2 separate regions of the Homo sapiens genome follow, and region 1 is linked to region 2. Evidence: chromatin contacts called from ENCODE Hi-C data. All regions are on one chromosome and are shown on one strand. The core of a region is the stretch at or near the end of the contact, and the rest is flanking DNA. Distances in the headings are between cores, read along the strand shown.

Region 1 (7,046 bases), core at 4,419-6,918, 1.6 Mb after region 2:
AAGCCCTTCTGGTGGCAAGTTCTCTGCCACAATCTACAGTGAGAATCTAATGATGGTATCAGTTGTAGAGGCCCCTTGATCTCTGGAGAGGGTTCTTAGTGCCAAGGAACTTTCTAGAACCATGGAGGAACCCTGCAGGGACCTCTGAAGAGTCCTGAGCAAAGAAGTGGGGAAAGCTGTGTGGGTGTGCACCAGGGTCTCATCACCCTGCCCTCAAGGGCAGCCTCAGTATTATGACTTAAGGACTTGGGGGTTTACATAACATCCCTTTTTGTCAGCAAAGGAAGTTCCTTATTTCTAAACCTCATGGTCCCAGAAAACCCAGTTCCTGATCTAGCTGTCCCGTTAGGGCATTTCCATAATACAGCACGTTCTTAAGCAGACATTAAGTCAGACAATTAGGTCCCAGCTAAGCCTTGTCTTGACCTCTTAAGCAACATATCTGCCCTCCCTTTTGCCTTCTCTCTTTTCCTTCTCTGTCACAGACACAAGGACTAGATGAGAATGACACCCTGGGGCTATCTGATATACTTCCTCAAGAAGTATTAGTAACACAAACAACAACAGAAAAAACAAAGTGAAATTTATTTATCATGAAGCACTTTATTTTATTTAGTTATTTTTTTTTTTTTTGAGATGGAGTTTCGCTCTTGTTACCCAGGCTGGAGTGCAATGGTGTGATCTCGGCTCACTGCAACCTCTGCCTCCCGGGTTCAAGCAATTTTCCTGCCTCAGCCTCCCGAGTAGCTGGGATTACAGGCATGCGCCACCACGCCCAGCTAATTTTGTATTTTTAGTAGAGACAGGGTTTCTCCATGTTGGTCAGGCTGGTCTCGAACTCCCGACCTCAGGTGATCTGCCTGCCTTGGCCTCCCAAAGTGCTGGGATTACAGGCGTAAGCCACTGCAGCCAGAAGCACTTTAAAGCTTATCGTTAAGAACAAATATGCAGTCATGCAAGAGCACACTGTTAACAAATTACCGGCTAACTAAAAGCTAGGCGAGTTCCATATCAATATGATTAAACAATTGCATGGGAAAATTATTATTTAGAGGAATGGAAGTAGTCACTAGTACGTGTTGTCAGTAGCTTCTGTTTTATTCCTAAAAAGACGAATGAGAAAATGAGGTATTATGAAGGAAGAAGCAAGAGTAAATGCCACCATGGTAATTACTGCCCGGGGCATATGAAGAACTGTTTTTTTGTATTCTAATCTCCGTCACCGAAACTCATCAGTGATGCAGGACCCAAAAATAGAAGGACATTTTGGGTGGACATGTAGTTAATAATGACTTATGCAGCCCAGCACCTGTGTGGGCTGGCATTGTTCTAAGTGCTTTTTCCTGTGTTACCTCATTTAATCTTCACAACAGCGCTGTGAGGTTGGTACAAGTATTATGTTGATTTTATGGAGGAGGAAACAGGTGCAGAGAGGCAAGGTACTTTGCCCAAGCTTCCTTTGTCAAAGCTCACAGAGCTGGGGAGGGTGCCCACGTGTGTGTACCTGTACCCACTGTGCATGCTGCCCGTCACGGGCAAAGGGGCTTCCTTTTGCTGTCTTTGAATCATGGATTTATTCAGTGTCATGGGAAGCCATGCATGGGTTAGTATTCTGGCCACATCAGTGAATGCTACAGCCTGGCCCCATCATGCTAATGTCAGGAGGAGTGCGGGGGATTGGCAGAGCATGGGGAGGATGGCGGTCTCCTGCTGAAACTCTGTGGAGTAGCCTCAGCTACCCTTTCACAGAGCAGGGTTTGGTCTCTGAAAGGTGAGGTCTTTCACTTGTGATCATGGTACAAGGCTGTGGTACTTCTCGCTCCAGGAGCTCGCTGGAGAACATATCGAGGCCTGTGTGGCTCCTCAGCCCATACCCTCAGGAGAAGGAATGCTCTCCTCAGGTTTGGAATTGCTTTTCTTGGTCCTTGTTTCTAGTAGGGAGTGAGAATAGACATGAGTTGTGCCTGCTGGGCAGAGCCTTTGCAGGCCAGGCCTCCTGGGCTGCCTTGGGCGTGTTCCTTGAAGAGCCAGTCCTGCAGTTGTGGGTGGGAGAGGAGCTTCTCTGAGATGTGTTATCAGGAACCTTGGCGGAGGTGGGCAGTTGACCTTCGGCTTTCCCCTTGGCCTCTAGGGATTCATATCTCATAAAGAACAGAAAAGAGGAAGGCAGCCTGGCCCTTCCCCTCACCCTTCCCTCTTGGCGGTGTTGCGGGAAGGGAGGAGCAACTCTTCCTCAACATCCTCGAAGCTCAGTGTCTGGCATTGTAAGGCCAGTGGTTTTCAAACCTCTGGGCTCAGAACCTTTGTTCAAAGCAAGTGTTACCTGGCAGCCACACATCCATCCAGGCAGCCCCATGAGGAATGCTCAGATCCATCTGAGAAGAGTCTGGAAACCCACATCTTCATTTCCCACCATGGCCCTGTCAGGGGAGACCCTTTGTCCTGTACCTTCCTGTCGTGTTCTTTCTACGTTTCACCCACTGCCTTCCTCGTCCTTCCAAATTAGATTATTAATCTCATGAAGAAAATACAGCTTTCTTCCTGTGATTCAAAACATCTTTTGTGAGCTCTAAAACCATGCCGATTAAGGAATTATGAATTTAAAATAATATTAAATGGTCAGTAGCTTTTATTGACAAATGATCTTGGGACAAAGCCATTAGATTTTTTTTCTATCTCTTACAGAACCCCCCTCCTGTTAAAACATTACTCATTGAGAAGTGATCCATTAAAAGAAAAATGTGTTGGATTTTAAAAAATACCTAATCCTTGGCAGGGCGCGGTAGCTTATGCTTATAATCACAGCACTTTGGGAGGCCAAGGTGGGTGGATCACTTGAGGTCAGGAGTTCGAGAACAGCCTGGCCAACATGGTGAAACCTCGTCTTTACTAAAATTACATAAATTAGCTCGGTGTGGTGGCATGCACCTGTAGTCCCAGCTACTTGAGAGGCTGAGGCTTGAGAATCACCTGAACCTGGGAGGCGGAGGTTGCAGTGAGCTGAGATGATGACATTGCACTCCAGCCTGGGTGACAGAGTGAGACTCCGTCTGAAGACAAACAAACAAAAAACAAAAACCGAATCCTTTAGCCAGGCGTGTCTCTTGTTGGATAAGTCAGTTTGGAATCTTTTGGATGTTTTCCTTCTTTTACTTGCTCAGCCATAATAAATCTTTCATTTTAATTTTGATCAGCAGCATTGTGAGGTCCTGCCCAGTGTGGTAATGGGCAGTTAGCTTGTCACAGTCCTGTCATCTTGCCAGCCCCTTGAGAGCTGCCAGAAGCTTGTGGTCTGTCTGGTTTCACATGGTGGTCATGGACTCTCTTAGGGACTCACATGTTACTGCACAGTGGGTATGCATCTTGGCCTGTCAGCACCTCTCCCTGAAGCATCCCAGGAGCTATTTACCAAAATGGATCATGCTCTTTTGTCAAGAGCAGGCCACTGGACTGCATTGCACCCCTGAGGATATACCCACAGATCAACGGGACAGAATAAATAAAGCAAGATGAAAAAGAATGAAGGGATCTAGTCGAATAAGCTTTGCAACTAAAAATCTTCCATGAATACAGGATCTCAGAATCACTTGATAATATGCTCCACATACATAAGTACACATATGCACACACACACAGCCGTGTGAGTACAGATACACAAGCTGTAAGGTGGTCATTGCACACCAACGTCCCTTTCGACGAAAACGAACAATTCCTCGATACTAGCTGGTCTCTTGGTTTCTGCTGTTTGTGACTTGTCATTGCAGGGAAGGGCTGTGATGGAGGGAGTTTTTGTTGACTTGGTAGTTCCTGTCTGCAGACCCCTTCATTGCTTCATTGGATTCCTTGGACAGCCTGCTATAGCCACATGGGGGCTCAGTTAGAGCCTGCTCTGTGAGCTGCATCTACCCATTTGGGCTCCCACGTGCAGAAAGCATGATTCCCATGCTCCATGTGGGCGGACTCCTGTTAGGCAGGTGGGAAAGGAGAAACCAGACTGCCTGGAACCTGCCCACAGGGCCTCTACCCAGTGGGGCATCAGGGAGGTACCACCCATTCCAGTCACTTGTTGAAAACTGTTCCCACTCTGGGGGAGGGGAGGGTAAGTCATGGTCTCTCTCTGTAAGAAATCACAGGTGCATGTGTGTGCACATGCATGCACCAGCTATCTCCTCCTTCTCCCCAACAAAATGACAGTTGGCATTCGTAGAGCCTGTACTCTGAGACGGGGATTTTGTGCTTGACGTGTATTATCTAATTTAATCTACTTAACCCTATAAGTTAGATGAAATATTATCCTTGTTTTACAAATGAAGAAATTAAGGTAGAGGTAATGTGTCATCTCTAGTACTCTAGAGTTTCTAATGCCCCAGGTATGCTTCTTTTTATTACAGGATAGGCTAGGGTAGGCTAGGGTAGGCTAGGCTAGGGTAGGGTAGGGCAGGGCAGGGTAGTGTAGGGTAGGGTAGCATCTACACCAATGCTGTGCATAGACCTTTCTGCAATTATGGGAATGTTCTGTGCCGCCCAGTGTGGTAACATCTAGCCACATGTGACTGTTGAGCATGTGAAATGGGACTAGTGTTTCCAAAAAGGTAAATTTTTAATATTCTTTAATTTTAGTTAAATTTCACTAGCACCGTGACTAGTAGCTACTGTGGTGGACTTTCCCTGCAGCTGAGGGCCCTCCCAGGACGCTCTCAAAAGCAGGATGTAGGACGCCTTGGACTTGATTAGCACTGTTTGATCATTGATTGATTTGAAAGATCTTTGCTGAGCCCCTCCTAGGTACTAAGCAGCTCAGGCTGTGAGAATGTCTGAACTCCAAGAATTGCTGCATGGTTCTTTTTGAACTGAGACCAGTGAGCAGGCGAATGTCTACAATAGTCCCGGGTGTTGGAAAGGACTCTGGTGTGGACCTTTGATGCCTGCTGCCCCAGTGAGTGACCCAGTGTCACCAGACTCGTGTGCCCACTCCTCAGAAAGGCCCCCATTCTTCATGCCCCCTATCTTGCCCTTCCTCTGCCTCCATCCGCTTCTTTTGTCTCCCCACCTTGGTTTATGAAGTCTCCTCTCTCCTCTTCCCTCCTCTGCCCTTGAATCTTTTTCTTTCCTTTTTTCTTTTTTTGTTTTTTTTTGAGACGGAGTCTTGCTCTGTCGCCCAGGCTCGATCTTGGCTCACTGCAACCTCCTCCTCCCGGGTTCAAGCTATTCTCCTGCCTCAGCCTCCCTAGTAGCTGAGATTACAGGTGCATGCCACCACGCCTGGCTAATTTTTGTATTTTTTTTTTAGTAGAGACGGGGTTTCGCCATGTTGACCAGGGTGGTCTAGAATTCCTGACCTCAAGTGATCTGCCTGCCTTGGCCTCCCAAAGTACTGAGATTACAGGTGTGAGTCACCATGCCCAGCCTGCCCTTGGAACTTTAAAATTTATTTGAAAGTTTATTTTAATATGTGGTTACAATCACATAACATTACATTTACCATTTAAACATTTTAAAGCGTGCAACTGAGTTGTGTCAGCTATATCACATTGTTGCGTGACACTTCCCCAGAACTTTCTCATCTTGCAAAACTGAAATTTCGTGCCTACTAAACACAAACTCCCCCTTCCCCTACCCCTTGGCAGATATGAGTCTACTTTCTGTTTCTGTGATTTGGACTACTTTAGATACCTCACATGAGTAGAATCACACAATATTTGTGCTTTTGTGACCTGCTTATTTCACTTAGCATGATGTCCTTGAGGTTCATCCACGTTGAGGCATGTGTCAGAACGTACTTTTTTTTTTTTTTTTTTGAGACAGTCTTGCTCTGTCACCCAGGCTGGAGTGCAGTGGCATGATCTCCACTCACTGTAACCTCCACCTTATAGGATCAAGCAATTCTCCTACCTCAGCCTCCCGAGTAGCTAAGATTATAGGCACCCACCACCACGCCCGGCTAACTTTTGTATTTTTAGTAGAGACGGAGTTTCACCGTGTTGGCCAGGCTGGTCTTGAACTCCTGACCTCAGGTGATCCACCCACCTCGGCCTCACAAAGTGTTGGGATTACCAGTGTGAGCCACCGCGCCTGGCTAGGATGTGCTTCCTTTTTAAAGGCTGCATTCTATTCCATTATGTGTATAAATCTCATGTCATGTAGTCATTCATCCATCAGTGGACATTTGAGTGCCCTTGTCTTTTACTTTTTTGTCCTTTCCCTTCATTTTCCCCAAAATAAAATATGAAATTAAAATAGCGGAACCAATAATATATTAGATGAGGAGCCGTTTGTGCTTATTTCCTATCTTTTGGGCAGCAAGAGTTGAGCCTTTATGCCCTCCCCAATCATTGCTACAAAATACACCAAATATGTGGCCGGGCGTAGTGGCTCACGCTTGTAATCCCAGCACTTTGGGAGGCCAAGGCGGGCGGATCACGAGGTCAGGAGATCGAGACCAGCCTGGCTAACACGGTGAAACCTCGTCTCTCCTAAAAATACAAAAAATTAGCCGGGCGTTGTGGCGGGCGCCTGTGGTCCCAGCTACTCGGGAGGCTGAGGCAGGAGAATGGCGTGAACCCGGGAGGCGGAGCTTACAGTGAGCCGAGATGGCACCACTGCACTCCAGCCTGGGCGACAGAGCGAGACTCCGTCTCAAAAGAAAAAAAAAATACACCAAATATGTTAGCCAGAGTGAATTTCTATTCTAATGAAACCTTTCATTGATTTTTTATTTCTCTGGGTCATTAACTTCCCATTGAATAAAGAAATTCCCCAGACCTGCCCTGGGGGATTCCCCTGCTCCATGGAAGTTTGATAGGCATTGCATTTGGGTGCTAGAAATGGAAGCCCCTTAGACAGCAGTTTACTTAAGTTAAAGGTTCATTTTCTTCTCATCCAGAAGTGGGGCTGTGTGTGGACAGTGCTTATCTGGCAGCTCCTCAGTGCCATTGGAGACCCAGGCTCCCTGGGTTCTGCCCCCCTCCTTAGGGTGTCAACCAGAGCTGCATCCACCATGCCCAGGGTTCAAGCAAGGAGAAGGGAAGGGAAGCAAAAGGGGGTGC
Region 2 (6,900 bases), core at 1,832-4,331:
CCTTAATTTATTTTATGTAATGGTAAAACTGATGTAAAATCCACTTTGACTTGCAGCTCTGCTCTTATCAAACTCATGTGACACTGGGTTCCAGTGTCAGTACAATATGATGCCATTGAGCTAAAGTTCATCTCAACACAAGTGTTGAATCACGTAATAGTTAGGATTTTATCTACTAGCAACAACAAGATTTAGACTTGTAGGAATTAATTTCCATCTCTCCAAAAATGGCCATCTACTCTTATGTTGTTTGGGTAGATCATTATTTGTCAATCAGTTCCTTTGCATCCATTCATCACATAGTCTATGTCTAAAATGCCCGTTGCTTTTTCAACATTAGAACGAATATTGGATGTCATCAGAAGTTAAAGGTTTCTCAGGGAAAATGGTTTTTAAATCAGAGAGGTTAGGAGAAATCAAATATGGATTTCAAATAAATTATAGTTTTAGTAAATAAAATGGTTTCACTTGGCTGCCGTGTTCTGGTTATAAATGTGTATTTGAAATATATATGTGTGTATATTTGTGTATTTAAAATATATATGTGTATATTTGTGTTTGAGATATATATGTATATTTGAAATATATATAAGTTCTGAAGCAGTCTTATTTACAAAAAAAGAGTGTTTTTTCCTCTATCAGTTTTTGTCACAACCTATACATGATCCTGAACAACTCAGATGCAGTCAGCTCATCCTTTTCTAGATATCTCATGGTCCTGCAGAGATCATTAAACAGTTTTGGAAAACTAGCATATATGTTTCTACTTTATTGTAACTCTTTTCTACATTCTCATCCTCAAATGTATTTAGTGAGTACCTACTATAGGCCAACCACTTCCCTAAGTCCTGGCGACACAGCTTTGATCAAAACAGGCAAAACTTCTGCCTTTGGGAAATTATTCTGTAAGAGAGATATGCATTCTTAATTTTTAAAGTTTTTTGAGACAGTCTTGCTCTGTTGCCCAGGCTGGAGTGCAGTGGCATGATCTCGGCTCACTGCAACCTACACCTCCCAGGTTCAAGCGATTCTCTTGCCTCAGTCTCCTGAGTAGCTGGGAGTACAGGTGCACGCCATCACGCCCGGCTAATTTTTGTATTTTTAGTAGAGATGGGGTTTCGCCAAGTTGACCAGGCTGGTCTTGAACTCCTGACCTCATGTGATCCACCCGTCTCAGCCTCCCAGAGGACTGGGATTACAGGCGTGAGCCACCACGCCCGGCCATTTAAAAATTTTTTAAACCAATTTTTGTGAAGTTCGGTTTACAAACAATAAAATGTACACATTGTAAGTATATACTTCAGTGAAATTTTACAAATGTATTCACCCACACAGGCACTACCTTAATCGAAAACAGAATATTTACATCACTTCAAATCAAGCTCTATCCAACTTAGTCTCTTCTTGAGCCCTGAGCAGCCACTAATCTGTCTTCTGTCACTATAGATGTCTTTTAAGAGCCTGGGGTCTCACTTGGGGAATCATACTCTTGCATTTGATTTCTTACTCTGTCGCCCAGGTTGGAGTGCAATGGCACCATCTCGGGTCACAGCAACCTCTGCCTCCTGAGTTCAAGGGATTCCCCTGTCTCAGCCTCCCAAGTGGCTGGGATTACAGGCGCACGCCACCATGCCTGGCTAATTTTTTTGTATTTTTAGTAGAGACAGGATTTCACCATATTGGTCAGGCTAGTCTCCAACCCGACCTCTCCACTGCCAGCCTCCCAAAGTGTTGGGATTACACGCATGAGCTACCAGCTACCAAGCTCAGCCTGATTTCTTTTACTCAATATATTTTTGAAATTCATTCATGTTGTATGTCAAGTAGTTTATCCCTGTTTATTGATAATTACATTCATTACATTGTATGGATATGCCACAAATTGTTTTTATTCAACAGTTGATGGACATTTGGGTTGTCTGTAGTTTTTGATGATTAAAAACAAAGCTGGGCCAGGCACGGTGGCTCATACCTGTAATCCCAGCACTCTGGGAGGCTGAGGTGGGCAGATCACGAGGTCAGGAGTTTGAGATCAGCCTGACCAACATGGTGAAACCCCATCTCTACTAAAAATACAAAAAACAGCCTGGTGTGGGGGCAGGCGCCTGTAATCCCAGCTACTCGGGAGACTGAGGCACGAGAATTGCTTGAACCTGAAAGGCAGAGGTTGCAATGAGCCGAGATCAGGTCACTGCACTCTAGCAGGGGCGACAAGAGTGACACTCTGTCTCAAACAAAAACAAAAACAAAGCAAAACAAAGCTGGTATGAACATTAACGTACAAGCCTTTGTATGAATATGTTTTTGTTCCTAAGTAAATTCGTAGATTACTGGATCGAATGATAAGTATATGATTATAAGGAGAGATTGTTAAGTTTTCCAAAGTGGTTGTACCATTTTGCATTACCACCACCAACATAACAGAGGTCCAGTTGCTCTGCATCCTTGCCAACATTTGGTATTATCTTTTCCATCTTTTAATTTTGGGCCATCCTAAAGAACAGGTGGTGATAAAGATGTGCTTCTTACCTGCGCCCGTCTATTTATGTAACCCCATTTAAAAACTGATCATTTTATTAATAAATTAAAAAAATCTAAAACATATAAGAATCTGAAATTAAATGTCTGGCTTGACTTTGCAGATATTTTGAATCTATGTTTCCTCACGAAACTCCCAGGCGCTGTATAGGAAACATAAATCCGTTGTCAGGCAGCAGTAGCACGCTGTTGCTCTCGGAGCTTGGCTGCTCGTTCGTGCTCGCAACCACTAAGGTCTACGCAAACCTCCACGGTTTCCTTCCGCCTTCGCGTCACCTTTCTAAGAAATTCCCAGAGGGCAGCGCAGACGGGGCGGGCTCTGAGACTCCGGGCTCCGCCTCTTTCCGGGAACCGCCCACTACCCAGGACTCCGACAGAGGGTGAAAAAAGATAACTTCCGGTCTCGCGATCGTCTCTAATCTCGCGAGAAGAGAAGGCGGCCGCCATCGGCCGAACGGAGGCGGTGGCGAGGGAGGGGGTGTGGCCGGGGAGCGCGAAGTCCCCGGGAGTAAGGGAGAGGGGGCGGGGTCGCGCGTCCCGGGCATACGCATGCGTGCACGCTGCCGGTCGGGCTGGGCTGAGAGGGGAGGGGGCGGCGGCGGCCGAGGCGGCGTCGTTATTTCCGTGGTCCGGACAGTGCGTGGCGGCGCGGGTGACCACGGGAGAAGTAGGTAGGGACCGCCCCTGCGTAGCCATTGAAACCCTCTCGCTCGTGTGTCCGAGAGCCGCAGCCCCCCGCGCGTGTGGCAGATCCTGGGGACCCCAGGTCACCCTGCGGCCCCGGCCCTCCCGCTGCGCGTCAGGTAGGAGCGGCGGGCTCCCCAGTGCCCGCTGTCGGCCGAGGCCCCACTCTTGCCCGGTGTTGCCGAGGCGACGACCCGGCGCCGGACGTGCCCGCCCTCCCGCGCGGCGACAGCTCTGTCCTTGCTTATGCGCCCAGTGGGACCGGGGCTGGGCTGGGCTGACCCGGGCAGGGCGGAAGGGAAGCGTGTGCCCGCCTCAGGTGTGCCTCGGCCCTAGGCCCGGCCGGCGGGACCCTGCGGTGCCTGCCGGCTCCTCATTGCTCCCGGCGAGGTTCTGCCTGGGTCCGGGCCGGCTCTGGCCCGGGAGAGGTCCCAGCGAGCTCTGGCCAGATGAAGGGCTACCTTGATTGACTTCGGTAGCTGCCGCATGGGGTCCTGGGCTGCGAGAGGGGACCCTGAATAGTGCCTTGGTCTTTTGTGGCTATTATTGAAAGTTGGAAGCTCTGGAGTTGTTCTTTTCGGGCCAGAGGTGAGATGGTTTGTGATTTTTCTTCTTAAACAGTAGGAAGGCAAAATGTTTATGGGCCCTGGTAGGTGGTGGGCTAATAGTAAGCAGCAGGAGTGTTAATTGACGTGCGATTTGATTGCATTAAGGTTATTCTTTGCAGTACTGTCCTTAGACTCAGAAGAGTTCTGCTTTAAAGAGTTTAGTTAAGACTTCATCCTATGCTGAAACAAACACCCATTTCTGCAAATACTCTTGCCCTGAAAGCTACATCCTCTCTCTTACATCAGTATTAATTTTACAGGCATAATGGTTATGAAAGCTTCTGTAGATGATGACGATTCAGGATGGGAGCTCAGTATGCCAGAAAAAATGGAGAAAAGCAATACAAACTGGGTGGACATTACCCAAGATTTTGAAGAAGCTTGTCGAGGTGAGTCTGATTTTTGGATTAGAAGTTCAGCATCTGGAAGGGGTAGAATGACGATTGTGCTTTCTAAACTTACCTCATTAGATGAAATCAACAGGTAAATGTGGTTTGTTGAGTTTGTTAGCCACACTTATTCTGTATCCTCTAATTTTAACTTTAAAGCAAATGTATATTTGATACAGCATTAAATACAGATGTTGAGGCAGTATTTTAAAATTGAATTTTTCTTGCTTTAACAGGTTAGAGAGAGCAGTAATTTCTAACTGTGGAAAACACTTTGTTAATCTAAAAGATAATAGTATTTTTGTATGTTTGAGGTTTCAGTATGATCAGATCACATCATTCCTTGTTTAAGATTGTCCAGTGGCTTCCTGTTGCAGGTAGAATAAAATCCACCCTCCTTCCCTATGGGTCTATAAAATCTGGTCCCTGCCTGCCACTCAGGTTTCATTTATGTGCCACTGTCCCCGCCAGGCTTATTACATTCCAGTCACAGGTCTTTTTTATCTCTTCGTAATACACACCAAGGTGGTTCTCCCAGGTGTTTGCATTTTTTGTTTTCTTTCTTTTAAATTGCTTTGCCCCTCGCTTTCACACAATTCTTCTTAAGTGTTAACCTCCCTGGTGAGGACCTCAAAACAACCACTCATTCTCTCCTCTGCAATTCCACCTCAGTTGAATCACTTTTTATTTTCTTCATACAGCTTATCTTTTTCAGAAGCCATAATTGTCAATTATTTCTTGTTTATTTTCAGTCTCACTCACTGGAATATAAGCTCCGTGGGGGCAGAGATAATTTCTGTAACCCTAGTATACAGAACAGTTCCTGGCACATAGTAAATTCAATAAATAGGAGTAAATGATTGGAGAAATGAACATGCTTGTTGCTTGAGGGGAAAGAGTCTAGGGAGAGACTGAAGATAAGAGAAAGGAACAAATTAACTAGAGTGAGAGCTTGAACGTTAAAGAGAGGATGAGATCAAGGAGATAGTAGAGAAATTGGGGAAAAGCACAGGGACACACTGAGACAGGAAGGACTGAAGTTAGGATGAAGATAAAAGTATATTTCTAAGTGACAGAGGAGGACTGGTGAAGGAATTCACTCCTGATGGCTTGTATTGTCTCAAGCAGCTTAGGTCTTTTGATGATAGGTAGGGTGTGTTTGGATAGTGCTCTGAAGGGGAGGAGTAAAGACTTGGGGCACCTGCAGGTGGAAAGGGAGCCAGCTGTGTATAAGCAAAATGATAAATCATGTGCCATCCTTTGTTTTGAAATCACTTTTTATAGCCTCAGTGAGACAGTGGAAAGGACGTAAGACTGGGAGTTGGGTGACTGCCTATGTATGTCTATCTAAGGAAGAGAGAAAGAAATGTCAAGTTACAGTGTAGTTTTTGTGCTCAGAGATCTTAGACTATTAAGTGGATTATACCTGTCATCTTGCACTGATTTTAAGTAATCTCTATTAGGGGGCTGTCATTATTAACCTAAATAGGGAAGGTTTTTGAAGGTTATATGGCTTGGGTTGGGCCTTAAGGAGAGATCAAGTTTTTGCAAAGGGAGGTGATAGAGTTATTCTAGACTGAGATGAACTATGTGAGTCAGAGTTTGGTGAGGTTTTTATGTTAGGGGAACAGTAAATAATTTTACTTGGCCACAAAACAATTTTAAATGCTGGGAATTATAGAGCGTCTTTAGTGCCATTGATGTTTTTTGTTTGTTTTTGTTTTTTTGGTTTGAGCTTGTTTTATAGGCAGTAGGAGTAATGGATTTGAGCATAAGATTGAAAGTTTGTTCCCCTTGATGATCAGTACAGTGGCTTGGACCAAGTAGCTTCTCAGTAAGTAATGTAGTAAGCTTTATAGTCAGATATGAGCTGGAGTCCTAACTCTGTCACTTACTAGTTTAGTTTCCTTGGAGTTTAATTAATCTGAATCTTAGTTTTCTACTCTGGAAAACAGAGCTTCTACTTTAGAGAATTTTGGGGATTAAATGAGATAGTGGATGTAAAGTACTCTATAGTAGCATTCAATGATGGTAACTGTTGTTACTCAAGGTATTTAATTTAGAGTTGAAAGCATATAAAGAAGTTTCTCTACCAGCATAATTTATGATGGATTAGGATGAAAAGAGTCTACTTAGACAAGGTTTTGCACTCAGCCCAGATTTGGGCGTTAAGGCCTTGGACTAGGCCTTGACAGAATGGACTAGAAGGGTAACATATGAGAACAAATAAGTTCATGTTGCTGGAGAGGTGAAAGAAACAAGAGAGATGATGTGTGCCTTAAACTTTTCCCTTGGTGACAGCAGAAGAGAGTGAACACGTACACTGCTTCTCACCCTTTCCTTCCCAGATCTTATGGGTGGAGTTCAAAGTACCTTGATTCATAGGTACAAGATATCTTGATAATTTCCTGTTTTATCTTAGAAATTCATGGAAAAGTTTGCATTTTACAACATGTTTGTTGTTTGAGGGGAACACTTATGTTTCATTTATGTTAAAGATCTTTTGCTTCCCACATCATCACATTAATTTGATATTAGGCAGCTGTACAAATTTTTATCCTGTGTCTTTGAATCCCCTGGGACATGATGTTCACCCAGGGTGGTTGCATACCACAGTTTGAAAACCACAGGTCGGCAGAATTTAGTCTCAATGAAATACGACTATAAAGGTCCTCTTAATT

Evidence for each region. Hi-C counts contacts between places; a loop is a spot of excess contacts on that map. Pooled maps may share reads with other maps.
Region 1: a loop to region 2 is called in a pooled map, with 5 times the contacts of the local background. The contact joins the enhancer-like site here to the promoter of NAA35 in region 2. A Hi-C loop is called at or near these places in 2 of 50 pooled maps.

The regions. Positions count from the first base shown.
Region 1 is chr9:87,554,888-87,561,933 of GRCh38, forward strand. The region is part of intron 2 of DAPK1 (death associated protein kinase 1); the gene reads left to right. Among named protein-coding and RNA genes, the nearest start is that of DAPK1-IT1, 5.0 kb to the left of the region's middle. RefSeq lists enhancers at 947-1,116, 4,872-5,041. Within about 2 kb of position 5,669, at least 2 of the 41 ENCODE cell types and tissues checked have a DNase peak (open chromatin) inside an H3K27ac peak, as active enhancers do.
Region 2 is chr9:85,938,065-85,944,964 of GRCh38, forward strand. It overlaps NAA35 (N-alpha-acetyltransferase 35, NatC auxiliary subunit), which reads left to right and starts at 3,082. Exons shown (of 23, transcript NM_024635.4): 1 at 3,082-3,209; 2 at 4,091-4,219. The coding sequence starts at 4,096. RefSeq lists a silencer at 2,986-3,665.